Regions from separate parts of the Homo sapiens genome. Here region 1 is linked to region 2. The links are chromatin loops, found by intact Hi-C in ENCODE. Cell type or tissue: CD4-positive, alpha-beta T cell. All regions are shown on one strand. Each heading gives the region's core, and the rest is flanking DNA. Links, peaks and the distances in the headings are about the cores only. Region 1 holds the start of UTP6 (UTP6 small subunit processome component). Region 2 holds the start of ZNF207 (zinc finger protein 207).

Region 1 (8,832 bases), core at 401-8,400, 450 kb after region 2:
TGACATTGTGATCTGCCAACCTTGGCCTCCCAAAGTGCTGGGATTACAGGCGTGAGCCACTGCGCCGGGCCAATGACAGCTATTATTATGAGATGCAGAAGTGAAAAGAAGGCTTTGTCATTTCTGTCATAATAATTCTTTTTTTTTTTGAGACAGATTCTCATTCTGTTGCCCAGGCTGGAGTGTAGTGGCACGATCTCGACTCACTGCAGTCTCTGCCTCCCGGGTTCAAGCGATTCTTGTGCTTTAGCCTCCCAAGTATTTTTTTTTTTTTTTGAGACGGAGTCTCGCTCTGTCTCCCAGGCTGGAGTGTAGTGGTGTGATCATGGCTCACTACAACTTCCGCCACCCAGGTTCTAGCAATTTTCCTGCCTCAGCCTCCAGAGTAGCTGGGATTCCCGCCACCATGTCTAGCTAATTTTTGTATTTTTAGTGGGGGGGTATTTCACCATGTTGGCCATGCTGGTTGTGAACTCCTGACCTCAGGTGATCCACCTGCCTTGGCCTCCAAAACATCATAATAATTCTTTCTTTTTTGGGACAGAGTGTCGGTCTGTCACCCAGGCTGGAGTGCAGTGGCGTGATCTTGGCTCACTGCAACCTCCATCTCCCGGGTTCAAGCGATTCTCCTGCCTCAGCCTCCCGAGTAGCTGGGACTACAGGCACGCACCACCATGCCCGGCTAATTTTTGTATTTTTGGTAGAGACGGAGGTTTCACCATGTTGGCCAGGCTGGTCTCGAACTCCTGACCTTGTGATCCACCCACCTCGGCCTCCCAAAGTGCTGGGATTACAGATGTGAGCCACTGCGCCTGGCCCATCATAATAATTCTTGAAGGTAAATATAAAAGCTAGGCAGGGCGGGGTGGCTCACATCCCAGCACTTTGGGAGGTGGAGGCGGGTGGATCGATCACAAGGTCAGGAGTTCCAGACCAGCCTGGCCAACATGGTGAAACCCCGTCTCTACCAAAAATACAAAAATTAGCTGGGCGTGGTGGCGTGCGCCTGTAGTCCCAGCTACTCAGGTGGCTGAGGCAGGAGAATCGTTTAAACGGGAAGGCGGGGGTTGCAGTGAGCCGAGATCATGCCACTGCCCTCCAGCCTGGGCAACAAACTGACACTCCGTCTCAACAACAACAACAACAACAACAACAAGAATATATACATAAACGCTAAATTTTGGCCAGGCGTGGTGGCTCATGCCTGTAATCCCAGCACTTTGGGAGGCCGAGGTGGGCGGATCACCTGAGGTTAGGAGTTCGAGACCAGCTTAGCCAACATAGTGAAACTCCGTCTCTACTAAAAAGACAATAATTAGCTGGTCGTGGTGGTGGGCGCCTGTAATCCCAGCTACTCGGGAGGCTGAGGCAGGAGAATCACTAGAATCTGGGAGGCTGAGGTTGCAGTGAGCCAAGATCACGCCACTACACTCCAGCCTGGGCAACAAGAGCAAAACTCCATCTCAAAAAAAAAAAAGCTAAATTTCAAAATAAGGGAGGATCGCTGGGCGTGCTGGCTTATGCCTGTAATCCCAGAATTTTGAGAAGGGGAAACAAGATGATCACTTGAGGCCAGGAGTTCAAGACCATGGTGACAATACAGTGAGACCCTGTCTCTATTTACAAAAACAAAAACACCATCCTCGGCAACATAGTGAGACCCCTGTCTCTACAAAAAAGAAAAAAGGAAAATTAGCCAGGTGCGGTGGGGCACACATGTAGTCCCAGCTACTTGGGAGGCGGGGGTGGGAGCATTGCTGGAGCTCAGGAGGTTGAGGCTGCAGTGAGCTGTGGTCACACCACTGCACTCCAGCCTGGGTAATATAGTAAGACCCTGTCTCAAAACAAAACAAAAACGTAATTAGGCCGGGCATGGTGGCTCACGCCTGTCATCCCAGCTACTCGGGGGATCGCTTGAACCCAGGAGGTGGAGGTTGCAGTGAGCCGAGAGCGCACCACTGCACTCCCCATTAGGCAACAGAGAGAGGCCACCAGGCCCAGCTAATTTTTTTGTATTTTTAGTGGAGACGGGGTTTCTCCATGTTGGCCACGCTGGTCTTGAATTCCTGACCTCAGGTTATCCGTGGCCTCGGCCTCCCAAAGTGCTGTGATGACAGGTGTGAGCCACAGTGCCTGGCCAGCGAGGCTCGGTCTTAAAAAGAACAACAAAACAAAACAAAACAATATAAAGGAGGAGCGTATTTATAGTTAGTTTGATTTAAAAATTGGGCGGGCGCGTTGGCTCACGCCTGGAGTCCCAGCACTTTGGGATGCTGAGGCGGGTGGATCATGAGGTCAGGAGATTGAGACCATCCTGGCCAACATGATGAAAACCTGTATGTACGAAAAACACAAAAATTAATTGGGTGTGGTGGCACGTGCCTGTAGTCCCAGCTACTCGGGCGGCTGAGGCAGGAGAATCCTTTGAACCAGGGGAGTCGAGGTTGTGGTGAGCCGAGATCGCGCCACTGCACTCCAGCCTGGTGACAGAGCGAGACTCTGTCTCTAAATAAATAAATAAAATAAAATAAAATAAAAATCATGGTTAATTTATGAAGGTCTCTATCAAATTTACTTTGAAATGATTACAGTCTGTCATAACTTGCTGACTTCCTTGTACCTAAAGAAATTTAGCAAGTACCTTTTCTTAGTGTCATGCATTTATTAACTGAGTACTTATTATATGGTAGGCACTGCTATAAGCTGTAGAGTATCTAGCCAGTCAAAAAGGAAAAAATTCCCTGCCCATATGGAGTTTACTATCTAGTGTCATCTCCACTCTTACTGTTAACACAGCCCCAGAGATTTTACTTTTACAAATAAATTCTATCTTTGTCTTACATTCGTGATTTCCTTCCACTTCTGACATGTCTTACAGCTGAAGGATTCAAGAAATGGTGTAGCACAAGCCAACCCTCGTCTCAGTTCTGAGATGAGTGGGTAAAATGTGAAAGGAAAGAAAGAAATGCAAGGCACAGAGGTGGAACATGGTTTTGCTGAGCCCATTCTCCTTTCATAAATCACACACAGGATCCAGGTGCTAATGTGAATGTTGAAATAAGCAGATTTAGCAAGAACTGCTGCTTTGGCTTTTTTATATCCAGAACTAAAAAAGAACTGAACCATGTAGTTATCATTTGAGGTTTACTAACTATACCAGCAATATTGCCTCCAAGCTGTGTTGCCTGGTGTTTCTCTTAGAAATGCTAAGTTGCTTGGGCAATGGTTTAAGGAGGGTGTCTATACCTTAGTGATTTATTTTGGTAATTCTCAAACTTTTCAATACAAAAATCTCCTTTTCTAAAAAGAATTTATAGTGTCTGATATTCACCTAGGGACATATATTTTGAAAGCTATTGCTTACAAAGACAGGATATTGATTTAAATAATAAACAATTCTATTTTATTTATTTATTTATTTAGAGACGGAGTTTCACTCTTGTTGCCCAAGCTGGAGTGCAATGGCGCGATCTCGGCCTCCCAGGTTCAAGCGATTCTCCTGCCTCAGCCTCCCGAGTAGCTGGGATTACAGGCGCGTGCCAGCACGCCCAGTTAATTTTTTTGCATTTTTAGTAGAAACGGGGTTTCATCATGTTAGCCAGGATGGTCTCGAACTCCTGACTTCAGGTGATCTGCCCGCCTCGGCCTCCTAAACTGCTGGGATTACAGGCATGAGCCACCGCGACCGGCTTTCAAAAATGTTTAATTGTACAATATCCTCCTCCTTTGCTTTTTTTTTTGTTGTTGTTCTTGGTGTTGGGAAGTCAGGACGTGGGATGGGAGACAATATTCTGAAGAAAATGCATCTCGTGTCCCTTTCAGGCTTGAGCAGCCCACCTCTCTACACCTGGAGGCGCTTTTCCTGATGGCTGTCCAAGTCTAGCGGCGCGCGCACTTAACCCCTCCCTCCCGTCTAGCCCCGCCCCTCAACTCCTGTCCGCTAGAGTCGTCCTGCCCAAGACCAGGGCGGGTTCTCGCTGCAATCCCACAATCGGCCACAGGGAGGGGACGGTGGCTGTAGAAGCCGAAGGGCCTTCCCCTAAGTAGGAGGTGGCGGAAGCGGAAAAGGCGGGACCTAGGGAGCACGTTACGTCCGGACGCGTCGGTGGTAGGGCTGGGTCTCCGAACCTGAAACCGGGAGCTTCCTGCTCGTGTTCGCTGTTGAGAAGCTACCCGCGGGGTTGTAGACCTCGGACCTCATGGCAGAGATAATTCAGGAACGCATAGAAGATCGGCTCCCGGAATTGGAACAGCTGGAGCGCATTGGACTGTTCAGTCATGCGGAGATTAAGTGAGAGAGGGTTGGGGAGAGGGAAGAGCTGAGGCGGCCTGAGGGGAGGTTGGGAGTGTGTGGCAGGGGCTAGATGTGGGGACGCTCGACCTGTGTTTACTTTTCCTAACGTGGTGGAAGCCCATTTCTCGTTTTCGGTGATGTCCAGAATTAATTTTTCATTCGTTGCAAGGTAATCCGTCCGTCTACTTACCCATCAGACGTTTTGACAGCCCTTCATGGAGCCGGGTCTTAGGGCTGTAAAGGTGATAAACCCAGGATTCCTGCTCATTAGGAGCTAATTGGGCAGAGTGTGGTGGGGGAGACAGACAAATTAAATATTTTGATAACAGTGTACTGTAAGTTGATTGTAGTACCTTGTACTGCTGTAGGGATGGGAACAGAGTGCTGTGAGAGCCCAGGGGGAGTGGATAAATTCCTAACTAGACTTGAAGGTGGGGACCATTGAAATCAGTTTCATATGCTACTCCAGAGCCTAACTACAGCGCCTGGCACATGGTAGACATTCAGTAGCGTGTTAAAATTATGTTTAATAGTTTTTAATGGTTTCTGTGACTGTTGCTTTGTTTTGCAACGTCTGAATGTAGTAATGTGACTCAGAGCTTCAAAGTAAGCATTCGTTAATGAAACACAAAACAAAGCAGTGTGGACGCTTAGAAAGTGCTCAGTTAAGGTTAATGTTACCATTACTAAAGACACCTGTCTTGCACATCTTGCATTAAATTCTCCTAATATATATTTGTCATATGTTCATTCCTTAGCTAAGGACTCTGAATCTTCTCCCGTAAGTCCTTCGTAGTAATAAGTCTTTTAAGGCAGACGCAATTTAGATTTTTAAAAAAATTTACATGTTGAGAACTCAGAAATAAGAGGAATTTCGGAAAGAAATTTATTATTAAAATTTAAGTGACCTGAACTTGGAGTAAAAGAAGTCTTTATTAATACCAGCCAGGCGCTGTGGCTCACGCCTGTAATCCCAGCACTTTGGGAGGCCGAGGTGGGTGGATCACGAGGTCAGGAGTTCGAGACCAGCCTGGCCAATATGGTGAAACCCCGTCTCTACTAAAAATACAAAAATTAGCTGAGCGTGGTGGTGAGCGCCTGTAGTCCCAGCTACTCGGGAGTCTGAGGCAGGAGAATCGCTTGAACTCGGGAGGCCGAGGTTGTAGTGAGCCAAGATCATGCCACTGCACTCCAGCCTGGGCGACAGAGCGAGAAAAAAACAAACAAAAAAAACACCATACATAAATGGTATAAAGTTCTTAATTGTATTTGCTTTGCTGGTGGGAATGTCATTGGTTTTGGGAGTTGATTAAGATGATTTTCCTGAAAGTTTAAAAATGAACCCTTAAGAACACAAAAGTAATTGTGTAAGAGAATACTTTTTTTTTTTGAGATGGAGTCTTGCTCTGTCGCCAGGCCAGAGGGCAGTGGCGCGATCTCGGCTTACTGCAACCTCCGCCTTCCAGGTTCAAGCAATTTTCCTGCCTCAGTCTCCCGAGTAGCTGGGACTACAGGCACGCACCACCACGCCCAGCTAATTTTTGTATTTTTAGTAGAGATGCAGTTTTACCATGTTGACCAGGGTGGTCTCAGTCTCTTGACCTCTTGATCTACCCGCCTCAGCCTCCCAAAGTGCTGGGATTCCAGGCATGAGCCACTGTGTCCGGCCGATAATACTTTCTTATGAAAGATAACTCTAGGAATTTCGTATTTTGAAAAACATGTTTTAAATATATTCAAAATAAACTTAAACGTTTAATTTTTGCAGTTTTCAAGTGAAGTTTAAATGGCTTTCTCCTCAGGGCTATCATTAAGAAGGCTTCCGATCTAGAGTACAAAATCCAGAGAAGAACCCTTTTCAAGGAAGACTTTATCAATTATGTTCAAGTAAGTGTGTAATTAATAATTTCTTTCTTTTTTTCTTTTTTGTTTTTTGGTGAGATGGCATCTCACTCTGTCACCCAGGTTGGAGTGCAGTGGTGTGAATGGTGTGATCTCTGCTCACTGCAACCTCTGCCCTCCAGGCTCAAGCGATTCTCCTACCTCAGCCTCCTGGGTAGCTGGGACCATAGATGCATGCCACCATGCCTGGCTAATTTTTTGGTAGAGACTGGGTTTTGCCACATTGCCCAGGCTGATCTCAAGGGATCCACCCACCTTGGCCTCTCAAAGTGCTGGGCTTACAGGTGTGAACCACAGTGCCCGGCCAATAATTAATAATTTCATTACTTTTTTTTGAGGCAGGGGCTCGCCTTTCACCCAGGCTGAAGTGCAGTGGTGCCATCATGGCTCAGTGTAGCTTCCACCTCCTGAGCTGAAGCCATCCTCCCACCTCAGCCTCTGGAGTAGCTGGGACTACAGGTGTGTGCCAGTATGGCTGGCTAGCTTTTGTGTTTTTTGTAGAGACAGGGTTTCGGCATGTTGCCCACGCCCAAAATGCTGGGATTACAAGTGTTTGTGAGCCACCGGGCCCAGCCTTACTTTTTTTATTTTTGTTTTTGAGACAAGAGTCTTGCTCTGTCACCCAGGCTGGAGTGCAGTGGCGCGATCTTGGCTCACTGCAACCACTGCCTTCCGGGTTCTAGTGATTCTCAAGTCTCATCCTCCTCAGTAACTGGGATTACAGGCGTATGGCACCGCACCCAGCTACTTTTAGTAGAGACTGGGTTTTGCCATGTTGGCTAGGCTGGTCTCGAACTCCTGGCCTCAAGCAATCCACCAGCATCGGCCTCCCAAAGCGAGTGCTATGATTACAGGCATGAGGCATCATGCTCGGTCCTAGCCTTACTTTTTAATCCCTTCACAAATTGATTGATTGGTTGATTAATTGAAATAGAGTCTCTCTGTGTCACCCAGGCTGGAGTGCAGTTGCACAGTCTCTGCTCACGCTCACCGCAACCTCCGCCTCCTGGGTTCAAGTGATTCTCCTGCCTCAGCCTCCCATTCCTTCACAAATTTAAAATCAGTTCTAGAATGATGAGCTTAACATCAAATTTTTTTTTTTTTTGAGATGGAGTTTCACTCTTATTGCCCAGGCTGGAGTGCAGTGGTGCGATCTCGGCTCACTGCAACCTCCGCTTCCTGGGTTCAAGCAGTTATCTGCCTCAGCCTCCTGAGTAGCTGGGATTACAGGTGCCCACAACCACGCCAGGCTAATTTTTGTAGAGACAGCGTTTCACCATCTTGACCAGGCTGGTCTTGAACTCCTGACCTGGTGATCCACCCGCCTCGGCCTCCCAAAGTGCTGGAATTACAGGCATGAGCCACCACGCCCGGCCAACATCAGTTTTTTAAAAAAATTAAAAGAATTCCAGAAACGTTCATTAGATAGATATTTCTGAACAGGAGTAGCATTGGGAGTAGCATTACTCCACTAAGACTGTAGTCCTGGCCAAACTGAACTTACTTTTCCCCTCCTCTTTCTCTCTTGTCGTTTTCTTTCTTTTTTTTTTCTACTGGGTTTGTAGATCAGAGATTGTCAGAGACATAGTGTGTATCAGGACTTCAGCAAGAGATTTGCCTCTTGGTGAGCAAGATAGAGGAGAGTGAATGTGATGAGTGTAGAGAATTGAAAAGTTACTGCTTGTTTATCTATTGTCTGTCCACTTGGAAAGAGGTGTACTGCAAGATTTTTTCATCTTGTAAATGCATGGAAGGTTTGAATAAAGAAAAATTATGTCAGACCAATTTTCCAGTGGGGGAGAATAGCTAATATGTTGGATGACGGAATCAGGATTCAGAAAGAACCAATAACAAGATCACATGTTTATAAGACTAGAAGTTTTGGTTGGGCATGGTGGCTCATGCTGTAATACCAGCACTTTGGGAGGCTGAGGCAGGCAGATCACCTGTGGTCAGGAGTTCGAGACCAGCCTGGCCAACATGGTGAAACCCCCATCTCTACTAAAAATACAAAAATTAGCCGGGTGTGGTGTTGGGTGCCTGTAATCCTAGCTACTCAGGGGCTGAGGCAGGAGAATTGCTTGAACCCAGGAGGTGGAGGTTGCAGTGAGCCAAGATTGTGCCATTGCACTCCCAGCCTGGGAGACAAGAGCGAAACTCCATCTCAAAAAAAAAAAAAAAAAAAAAGACTAGAAGTTTTGAGCTTAGATTTAAAAAGACAAAAGACAGCCGAACAAACAATATATGAACCTTGGCTAAGCTATTGTTTTTGGAAGAGGTCCTATGAGTAGATTGCTCACTCAAAATGAGCCAAGACCATATTATGTCAAAAATAGATTTTTTTTTTTCCAAATAATACACTCACTCTTGCCCAGGCTGGAGTGCAATGGTGCGAGCACTCATTGCAGCCTCGAACTTCTAGGCTCAGATGATCCTCCTGCCTCAGCCTCCCAAGTAGGTAGGACTACAGGCTTGTGCCAGATGGCTGGCTAATTTTCTTATTTTTTGTAGAGATAGGGTCTCCTTATGTTGCCCAGGCTGGTCTTGAACTCCTGGGCTCAAGTGATCCTCCTGCCTTGCCGTACCAGAGTTTTGGGAATTACAGACTTGAGCCAGTGTGCCCAGCCAAAAGATTT
Region 2 (8,832 bases), core at 501-8,500:
AAACAAAATGTTCTTATCCACACTACCCAATATAAGTTAGCTACTTGACAGAGAAACTGAGCATTTAGATATTTATATCATTTTAAATAGCCACATGTAACTAATGGCTGCAACAGTGAACAGCTGTGAGTCTAACATGTAGTAGGTTCTCTAACAATTTTTTTTTTTTTTTTTTTTTTTTTGGAGACAGAGTCTCTGTCACCCAGGCTGGAGTGCAGTGGCACAAACTCAGCTCACCGCAAACTCTGCCTCCCGGGTTCAAGTGATTCTCCTGTCTCAGCACCCGCCTCGCGCCCCCCGCCCCCAGCCCTCCCCCCGCCCCCGTAGCCAGGACTACATGTGCCTGCCACCATGCCCAGCTAATTTTTGGTATTTGTAGAGATGGGGTTTCACCACGTTGGTCAGGCTGGTCTTGAAACCCTGACCTCAGGTGATCCACCAGCCTCGGCCTCCCAAAGTGCTGGGATTACAGGCGTGAGCCACCACATCTGGTCAACATTTTAAAATGAATATTAAATTATTGTTAAAGTATCTGGAGTGAAAAGGATCTATATAAATTTATCTTTAAACCTGGAGAAATCACGTCTCCCTACCTCCCACCCATAGTAGTTTCCAATGATTTGGTATTTGCTCATCTCATATTTCTGTAAGGTCTAATTTAGCAAAAATTCAGACAGCTCTAGGACTAAGCAAAGTAGAATAATGTTGAATGAGACATGAAGGTACTTACTAGATCTTAAAAAATATAAATTACAATGCTCTCGCTATTTATTAAAAGAACTTTAAAAACCTAGAAATTATTGTCATTATTATTATTATTGAGACAGAGTCTCACCCTGTTGCCCAGGCTGGAATGCAGTGGCACCATCTCAGCTCACTGCAACCTCTGCCTCCAGGGTTCAAATGATTCTCTTGCCTCAGCCTCCCCAGTAGCCAGGATTACAGGCCCATGCCACCACACCCGGCTAATTTTTGTATCTTTAGTAGAGATGGGGTTTCACCATGTTGGTCAGGCTGTCTTGAACTCCTGACCTTGTGATCCGCCCACCTTGGCCTCCCAAAGCGCTGGGATTACAGGCGTGAGCCACCGCGCCCAGCCGAAACCTAGAAATTATTAAATGAAATACAATTCTGGGCTGGCACAATGGCTCATGCCCATAATCCCAGGGCTTTGGGAGAACGAGGCAGGAAGACGGCTAGAACCCAGGAATATGAGGCTGCAGTGAGCCATAACCATGTCACTGCAATCCAGCCTGGGCCACAGAGCAAGGCCATCTCTTAAAAACAAAAGCAAAAAGTACAATGCTGCCATTCCAAAAGAAGTCCAATAAATAAATTGCTGAAATTAGCCTAGCCCCAAGCTACAGATAATAACAGATCCTTCAATGGCAGTGAGTAATGACTGCTAATTAAGTATTAATTCTTAAGGCCAGACCACCTACAAAATCTAAATCGCTGATCCTTGTTCTCTGCTCCAAGTACTCAGGAAATATTTAGTGATTTCGATATGTTACCAATCTAACCTAGTAAGGTACTATCAAACTAAATACAAATACAAACCCTCTTTAAACATAAAAAGCCAGTTTTGTTTATTGTCTTGATGGCTATCGAACAAATTTTTTGTTTTTTTTAATGCTGATTGGCTATCTTATCTTTTGCAGTAAGTAAGTGAACAAAAAAAAAACAAAACTACAGTTGTCAGAGAAATAAATGATTATTCTTTCGGCCAGGCGCGGTGGCTCACGCCTGTAATCCCAGCACTCTGGGAGGCCCAGGTGGGTGGATCACCTGAGGTCAGGAGTTCGAGACCAGCCTGGCCAACATGGTGAAACCCCAGTCTCTACTAAAAATACAAAAAATTAGCCGGGCATGGTGGCGGCTGCCTGTAGTCCCAACTACTCCGGAGGCTGAGGCAGAAGAATAGCTTGAACCCGAGAGGCAGAGGTTGCAGTGGGCCGAGATTGCACCACTGCACTCCAGCTTGGGCGACAAGACCGAAACTCAAAAAAATAAAAAAGATTATTCTTTCAAGTTGTTTCCAAATCACAAGCGGACAATAAATACAGAAGAAAAATCCTTACCTGCATGCAATGAATAGCTAAGCCAGGTCCTGTATACAATTTCTTGTGACATATATGGCATTTAAAATGCTTTGCTTTTTGGTGCTGAATAAGGATCTTCTCATCATCAAAATCTCTATTACAATACCTGATCAATACTGTTAAGGCACAAAGACAGCCTAATGATGACACTGCCTATAATAAAAACATATGGATAACATTACAATATGGGAACAGCTAAAACCAAAATGGTACTGTATAGAAACTCTGCTTTTTATATTTATTACACAATTAGGGACTACACTTGCCATGTTATTTCAGTATTTTCAATTTCCTAGAAGGCCAGCTCTCTTCACCACCCCAAAAAACACATCTCAATAATCAGCAATATACTTTGTCAAATTCCTGTGTTTAACAGAGATGTCGGTGAAACTTTTGTTATAAATATTTCAACATTTACAAATGCACACTGAGGACAGGAAAGAGTTCAGTTAAGAAATCCCTAAGGTTCTGTCAAGACAATTACTTCACTAGATATGAAGACGATAGCAATAACTGGATTAGGAATTTAGCAATATTTAGAATCTAAGAGTAACTATATGGTGAACAATAATCACATAATTTCGAATGAACAATCCATAAAGTTGTTTCCAATTCCGTATGAATTTATGTTGCCAAGCAATGTATTTAAATTCACAGATCAATAAAATCAATAAAGCAGAATTCTTACATCAATAAAACAGAATTCTTACCTCACTACTCAGATTTTCCTAAAATCACATTACAAAATTCGTAACCGTATTTAAGCTATTTTTAAAACTGTTACATAAACGCAGTACTGTAACAAGCCGCCTTTACGTACAAAACAGTAAATAAAATCAATTTTAATGTAAAGAATATTAACGCTTCCAGAAAAAGCATTAATACCACACTGTAGTAAGAGTTTTCCTAATAAGATAGGCACTTTTTAGTCCTACAAAGTTGGGTAACAGAAACTCCGCCCTGTGAGAACGCTTCCTGAAGATTAAGGCGCCTCTGGGTGAGACACGGAAGCTAGTTCTCCTCCCGCCCCGAAAAGAAAAAAAAAAAAAAAAAGGTTCGAAACCAGGGTTGACTAACTTGGTTCTTTACTAAACCGCCAATTCGAAAAAATAAACACAAAACACACATAAAGTAAATAAAAACAGAAAAAGTGGGTGACAGACTGTGAAGCTGTCCCCAACCCTCCATGAAAGTAATAAGCCTATCGCACTCGAAGAAAAGTCCCTTGTTGAATCGTCACCAAAACAACGGAAGGTGGCTGAATAGTCCCTAGGGGACACTGTCCCTGGCGGAGGGGTCCAGGCCGCCTCCCGGAGTCCAAAATTCGCACCGAACAAGATCCTCCTGAGTCACAGAGTCACACGACCCACAACTGCAAAAGCCTGTCGACCTCGGAACCCCATTTTCCTAGAAGCCTTCCCAAGTCCAATCCCAGCCACCAGGCCACCCACGCAGACGCCTAAATACAAACGCTCCACGCCGTAAGCCAAATCCAGGCCTCCTAGTCCCAGGCCCCAACAACCGGCACCCCAACGCGACCTCGACTTCAAACCGACAAAGGATACCAGCACCACGGCTTCAGCTGCTTCTTCTTCTTGCGACCCATAACTGTGTTCTACCGGCAAAGTAAAAGGGAGGAGAAAAGAAGCAGGAGAAACGAGGCCAAAAATCCCTCACTTTCCCAACCCAACGGCTACCACCACGTCCCACAGGAAGCAGACACAAAATGGCCGACGGCCTCGTTCCCCGCTCCGCCTCCCGTCAAGCACTGCGGTAGGAGGCGGAGCCAAGAAGGGGAGGGTCACATGACGCAGACCTCCGCCCTGAGTGGGTGGGACTAAGAGGCGCGAAGAGGTGGCAGCCATCTTGTCCGTTTCAGAGTTTTTCGCTTTCGCTGGCTGTGCTTGCGGAGCACTTTGGGTTTCATTTGTAAAGGAGCCGGAGCCCCAGGTACGCTAAGGGGCATGCGAATGGAAAACAGAAAACAAAAAAACGGAAAAGATTGCCAGTGCAGTTAGGGCCGATCACAAATAAAGATAGAGACAGCGCCCAATTTTAATTTTGTTTCAATTGAACAGTAAATGTTGATTATGTGCCTATTAAATGCTAAACCAAATAAGTTAGTCTCTGCTTTGTAACTCGCAGATTGGTGACAGACGAGTACACAATGCAGAGTTCTCAGTGCGGCGTTGAGGGAAATGCGAAGTGCTGTAGGACCTCAGAGAGCGGGAGTCCTAGGGCGGCTGTAGTGGTAGTGGTCGTTGGGTTGTCAAGTAAAGTTTTGTTTTTCTTTGTTTTGTTTTATTTTTCTGAGACCAAGTCTCGCTCTGTCTCCCAGGCTGGAGTGCAGCGGCGCGATCTCTGCTCACTGCAACCTCCGTCTCCCGGGTTCAAGCGATTCTCCTACCTCAGCCTCCCGAGTAGCTGGGACTGCAGGCCCGCGCCACCAAGCCCGGCTAATTTTTGTATTTTTAGTAGAATGGGGTTTCACCATGTTAGCGAGGCTGGTCTCGAACTCCTGGGCTCAAGTGATCCGCCCGCCTCGGCCTCCCAAAGTGCTGGATTGCAGGCTTGAGCCGCTGCGCCCGACATAAGAAAGGTTTCTTGAGGAGTCAACGGGAGCAAGCAAGGTGAAGGAAAGGGTATCTCCGTAAGGGAGCAAAGAGTTTAAGTCTTTGAGGCTGGGCACGTGAAAAACTAATCGTGGTAAGACTGGAGCTGATAGCCGGGCGCGGTTGCTCACGCCAGTAATCCCAACACTATGGGCCAAGGCCGAGGCAGGCGGATCACTTGAGGTCAGGAGTTCGAGACCAGCCTGGCCGACATGGTGAAACCCTGTCTCTACTAAAAATACAAAAATTAGCCAGGCGTAGTGGCAGGCGCCTGTAACCTCAGCTACTCGGGAGAATGAGGCAGGAGAATCACTTGGACCTGGGAGGTGAAGGTTGCAGTGAGCCGAGATCTCGCCATTGCATTCCAGCCTGGGTGACAGAGTGAGACTCCGTCTCAAAAAAAAAAAAAAAAGACTGGAGCTGTCAGTGAAGGTGCTGGTCACAAGAGATAATCCTAGGGAGGCTAGCAAAGGCGGGTTCTGGCGAACCCTAGAAGCATTCTCAGAAGTTGGATTTCAGCTGAAGTCTCTGAGAAGGCACAGTGGTTCTAAGAGGGCAACTGGAGGATCATGCAAGTGAGAGGTGGTTAAAAGTCCAGTGCTTGGGTTCATAGTCCACCAGTGCCACTGCTTAGCTGCCTGACTTTGGGCAAGGCAGTTAAACTTCATCTTGGCTGCACTTAAAACAGAGCTTAGCATATAATAATAACTAGTAATGTAAATTATGTTACTATTAAAAGCAAAAAATAATAGCAGACATCCATGGAGCACCTACCGTGTGCCAAGCATTGTAGTGAGTTTTAACATTATTTGTCTCAGCCTCTGGGGTAGGAGCCATTATTGTCAACTTGTTAATAGAGATGAGATAAAAGAGACTTAAGAGAGCTGGAATAATTTGCCCCAAAACACAAAGTATGTGTGGAGCTGAATTAAATTTGAATTTTAAAGGATCAGTTTGGGCTGTGCGCAGTGGCTCACACCTGTAATCCCAGCACTGTGGGAGGCTGAGGCGGGTGGATCACCTGAGATCAGGAGTTGAAGACCAGCCTGGCCAACATGGTGAAACCCGGTCTTTACTAAAAATACCAAAAAAAAATTAGCCAGGCGTGGTGGGGCACGCCTGTAATCCCAGCTACTCCGGAGGCTGAGGCAGGAGAATCGCTTGAACCCGGGAGGCGGAGGCTGCAGTGAGCCGAGATCACTCTGCTGCACTCCAGTCCGGGCGACAGAGCAAGACTCTGTCTCAAAAAGAAAAAAAAAAAAAAAGTTCAGGCTGGGTGCAGTTGCTCAAGCCTGTAATTGCCGTGCTTTGGGAGACTGAGGCAAGAGGGTGGCTTGAGGCCAGGAGTGTGAGACCAACCTGGGCACCATAGTGAGACCATCTCTATGAAAAAATAAATTGAAAAATGAAAAAGTTTAAAACCGTATTGCAATGTGCTGAATATCCCCCCAACTGCTTGAAACGTAATCACCAATGTGATAGCATTAAGAGTTGGGACCTTTAGCAGGTGATTAAATCATGAGTAAACTGGGTGGGGGGGGATTAGTGATTTTATTAAAGTGCTGGAAGGAACTAAACTCTACTCTCTCTTGCCTCAACCAAATGAGGATGCAGCAAGAATGCCCTCATCAGACACTGAGTATTAGTGCCTTGATCTTGGATTTCCAAATTTCCAGACTATAAGAAAATATAATTCAGTGGGTGTGGTGGTGGCTCACCCCTGTAATCCCAACACTTTGGGAGGCTGAGGTAGGTGGATCACCTGAGGTCAGGAGTTCGAGACCAGCCTGGCCAACATGATGAAACCCTGTCTCTACTAAAAAATACAAAAAAAATAGCTGAGTGTGGTGGCGGGCGCCTGTAATCCCAGCTACTCTGGAGGCTGAGGCAGGAGAATCACTTGAACCCAGGAGGCGGAGGTTGTAGTGAGCCGAGATTGCGCCATTGCACTCCAGCCTGTGCAATAAGAGTGAAACTCCATCTCGGGGGAAAAAAAAGAAAGAAAAGAAATAAAATTCTGGCCAGGTGTGGTGGCTCATGCCTGTAATCCCAGCACTTTGGGAGGCCGATGTGGGTTGATCACCTGAGATCAAGAGTTCGAGACCAGCCTTGCCAACATGGCAAAATCCTGTCTCTACTGAAAATACAAAAATTAGCTGGGCATTGTGGTGGGTGCCTGTCATCCCAGCTACTCAGGAGGCTGAGACAGTAGAACCCAGGCTGAGGCTTGAACCTGGCAGGTGGAGGTTGCAGTGAGCTGAGATTGTGCCACTGTACTCCAGCCTTGGTGTCAGAGTGAGACTCCAGCTCCAAAAAAAAAAAGAAAGAAAGAAATACAATTCTGTTATTCATAAATTCCCCAGTCTGTGGTGTTTGTTACAGCACCATAAACAGATTAAAACACTTTTACTATGAAAGCAATAAGCAATAAAATATTGCTGTTAGTTGGGAGGCTTAGGCAGGCGGATCACCTGAGGTCAAGAGATTGAGACCATCCTGGCCAACATGGTGAAACCCTGTCTCTGCTAAAAATACAAAAATTAGCTGGGCCTAGTGGCGTGTGCCTGTAGTTCCAGCTACTCGGGAGGCTGAGGCAGGAGAATCGCTTGAACCTGGGAGGCAGAGGTTGCAGTGAGCCGAGATCGTGCCACTGCACTCCAGCCTGGCAACAGAGCGAGACTGCGTCTCAAAAAAAAACAAAAAAAAATTGCTGTTAGAAATTAAAGAAGGCCTGGTGCGCTAGCCCATTCCTGTAATCCCAGTACCTTGGGAGGCTGAGGTGGGAGAATCACTTGAAGCCAGAAGTTTAAGGCGAGCCTGGGCAACAAAGCAATATCCTGTCTCTATGAAAAAATTAAAAATTAGCTGGGTTTCGGTGGCCCAGGCTGGTAGTGTGCAGTGGTGCAATCGTAGCACACTGCAGCCTTGATCTCCTGGGCTCAATGGATCCTCCCACCTCAGCCCACGGAGTAGCAGGGACTACAGGGCCATGCCACCATGCCTTGCTAATTTTTGTGTTTTTTGTAGAGGTAAGGTCTCGCTTTGTTGTCCAGGCTGGTCTTGAACTCCTGGGCTCAAGTGATCCTCCTGCCTTAGCTTCTAAGTGTTAAGATTAACAAGCGTGAGCCACCATGCTGTGCCTCTCGTTGTAGTGAGTTTATAGATAAGCAAGGGGAGGAGGCTAGAATGATCCATGCGGCCATGGATTAGAGCTGGAGACACCAGAATGAACTCGTGTTTATTTTAAAATAGATACATAGAGAAATATTTATGGATATGTGTATATACTAAAGTTAGTATAGATACATATATCAGCTGAGAGGGCCTAGAAGCAATAATGTCCCATATCAAGCATACTTTGTCCAGAGATCTTGGTTTGTAATACCATTCTCCAGTAAAAGCAACCTGAGGTCCTTGGAGAAATGGTTGATTCGGACCAGGCACGGTGGCTCATGCCTGTAATCCCAGCACTTTGGGAAGCCGAAGAGGGCAGATCACGAGGTCAGGAGTTCAAGACCAGCCTGACGAACATGGGGATTCTGCTGCCTCAGACTCCCGAGTAGCTGGGACTACAGGCATGCGCCACCACGCCCGCCTAATTCTTATATTTTTAGTAGAGACAGGGTTTCACCATGTTGGCCAGGGTGGTCTCAATCTCCTGACCTTGTGATCTGCCTGCCTCAGCCTTCCAAAGTGCTGGGATTACAGGTGTGAGCCACCGCGCCCGGCCAGGGGAATTCTTTTCAACCTAGAATTCGATGTCCAATCATATCAATCTAAAATTCTATTTCTTTTTTCCCCCCTGAGATGGAGTCTTACTCTGTTGCCCAGGCTGGAGAGCAGTGGCATGATCTTGGCTCACTGCAACCTCTGCCTCCCAGGTTCAAGTGATTCTTCTGCCTCAGCCTTCTGAGTAGCTGGGATCACAGGCGTGCACCACCAGGCCTGGCTAATTTTTGTGTTTTTAATAGAGACGGGGTTTCACCATGTTGGCCAGGCTGGTCTCGAACTCCTGACCTTGTGATCCGCCTGCCTCAGCCTCCCAAAGTGCTGGGATTACAGGTGTGTGCCACCATGCCTGGCCCCTAAAATTCTATTTCTAAGGAATATCCAATCAA

The links. Hi-C counts contacts between places; a loop is a spot of excess contacts. Peaks named below come from ENCODE experiments on the same cell type or tissue, not always from the same donor. Only the 100,000 strongest peaks of a DNase experiment are listed, where the experiment ranks them.
Region 1: it touches region 2 in a loop (15-fold over the local background); 3 of 110 quality-filtered maps call a loop at or near these places.

What each region holds. Positions count from the first base shown.
Region 1 is chr17:31,896,995-31,905,826 of GRCh38, reverse strand. UTP6 (UTP6 small subunit processome component) reads left to right here and starts at 4,119. Exons shown (of 19, transcript NM_018428.3): 1 at 4,119-4,291; 2 at 6,097-6,181. The coding sequence starts at 4,200. RefSeq lists enhancers at 4,125-4,174, 3,860-4,451, 4,495-4,644. In CD4-positive, alpha-beta T cell, for the core only: CTCF peaks have their summits at 3,775 and 3,975; a DNase peak (open chromatin) is centred at 4,016; H3K4me3 peaks cover 1,509 bases; H3K27ac peaks cover 904 bases.
Region 2 is chr17:32,345,162-32,353,993 of GRCh38, reverse strand. ZNF207 (zinc finger protein 207) reads right to left here and starts at 3,837. Exons shown (of 12, transcript NM_001098507.2): 1 at 3,668-3,837; 2 at 2,082-2,208. The coding sequence starts at 3,708. MIR632 (microRNA 632) reads right to left here and starts at 3,885; the gene lies at 3,792-3,885. It also overlaps a transcript of C17orf75 not described here. RefSeq lists enhancers at 1,071-1,580, 3,748-4,097, 4,268-4,387 and a silencer at 7,396-7,577. In CD4-positive, alpha-beta T cell, for the core only: no CTCF peak of the experiment used is centred there; DNase peaks (open chromatin) are centred at 3,093, 3,403, 3,903 and 4,733; H3K4me3 peaks cover 3,921 bases; H3K27ac peaks cover 1,683 bases.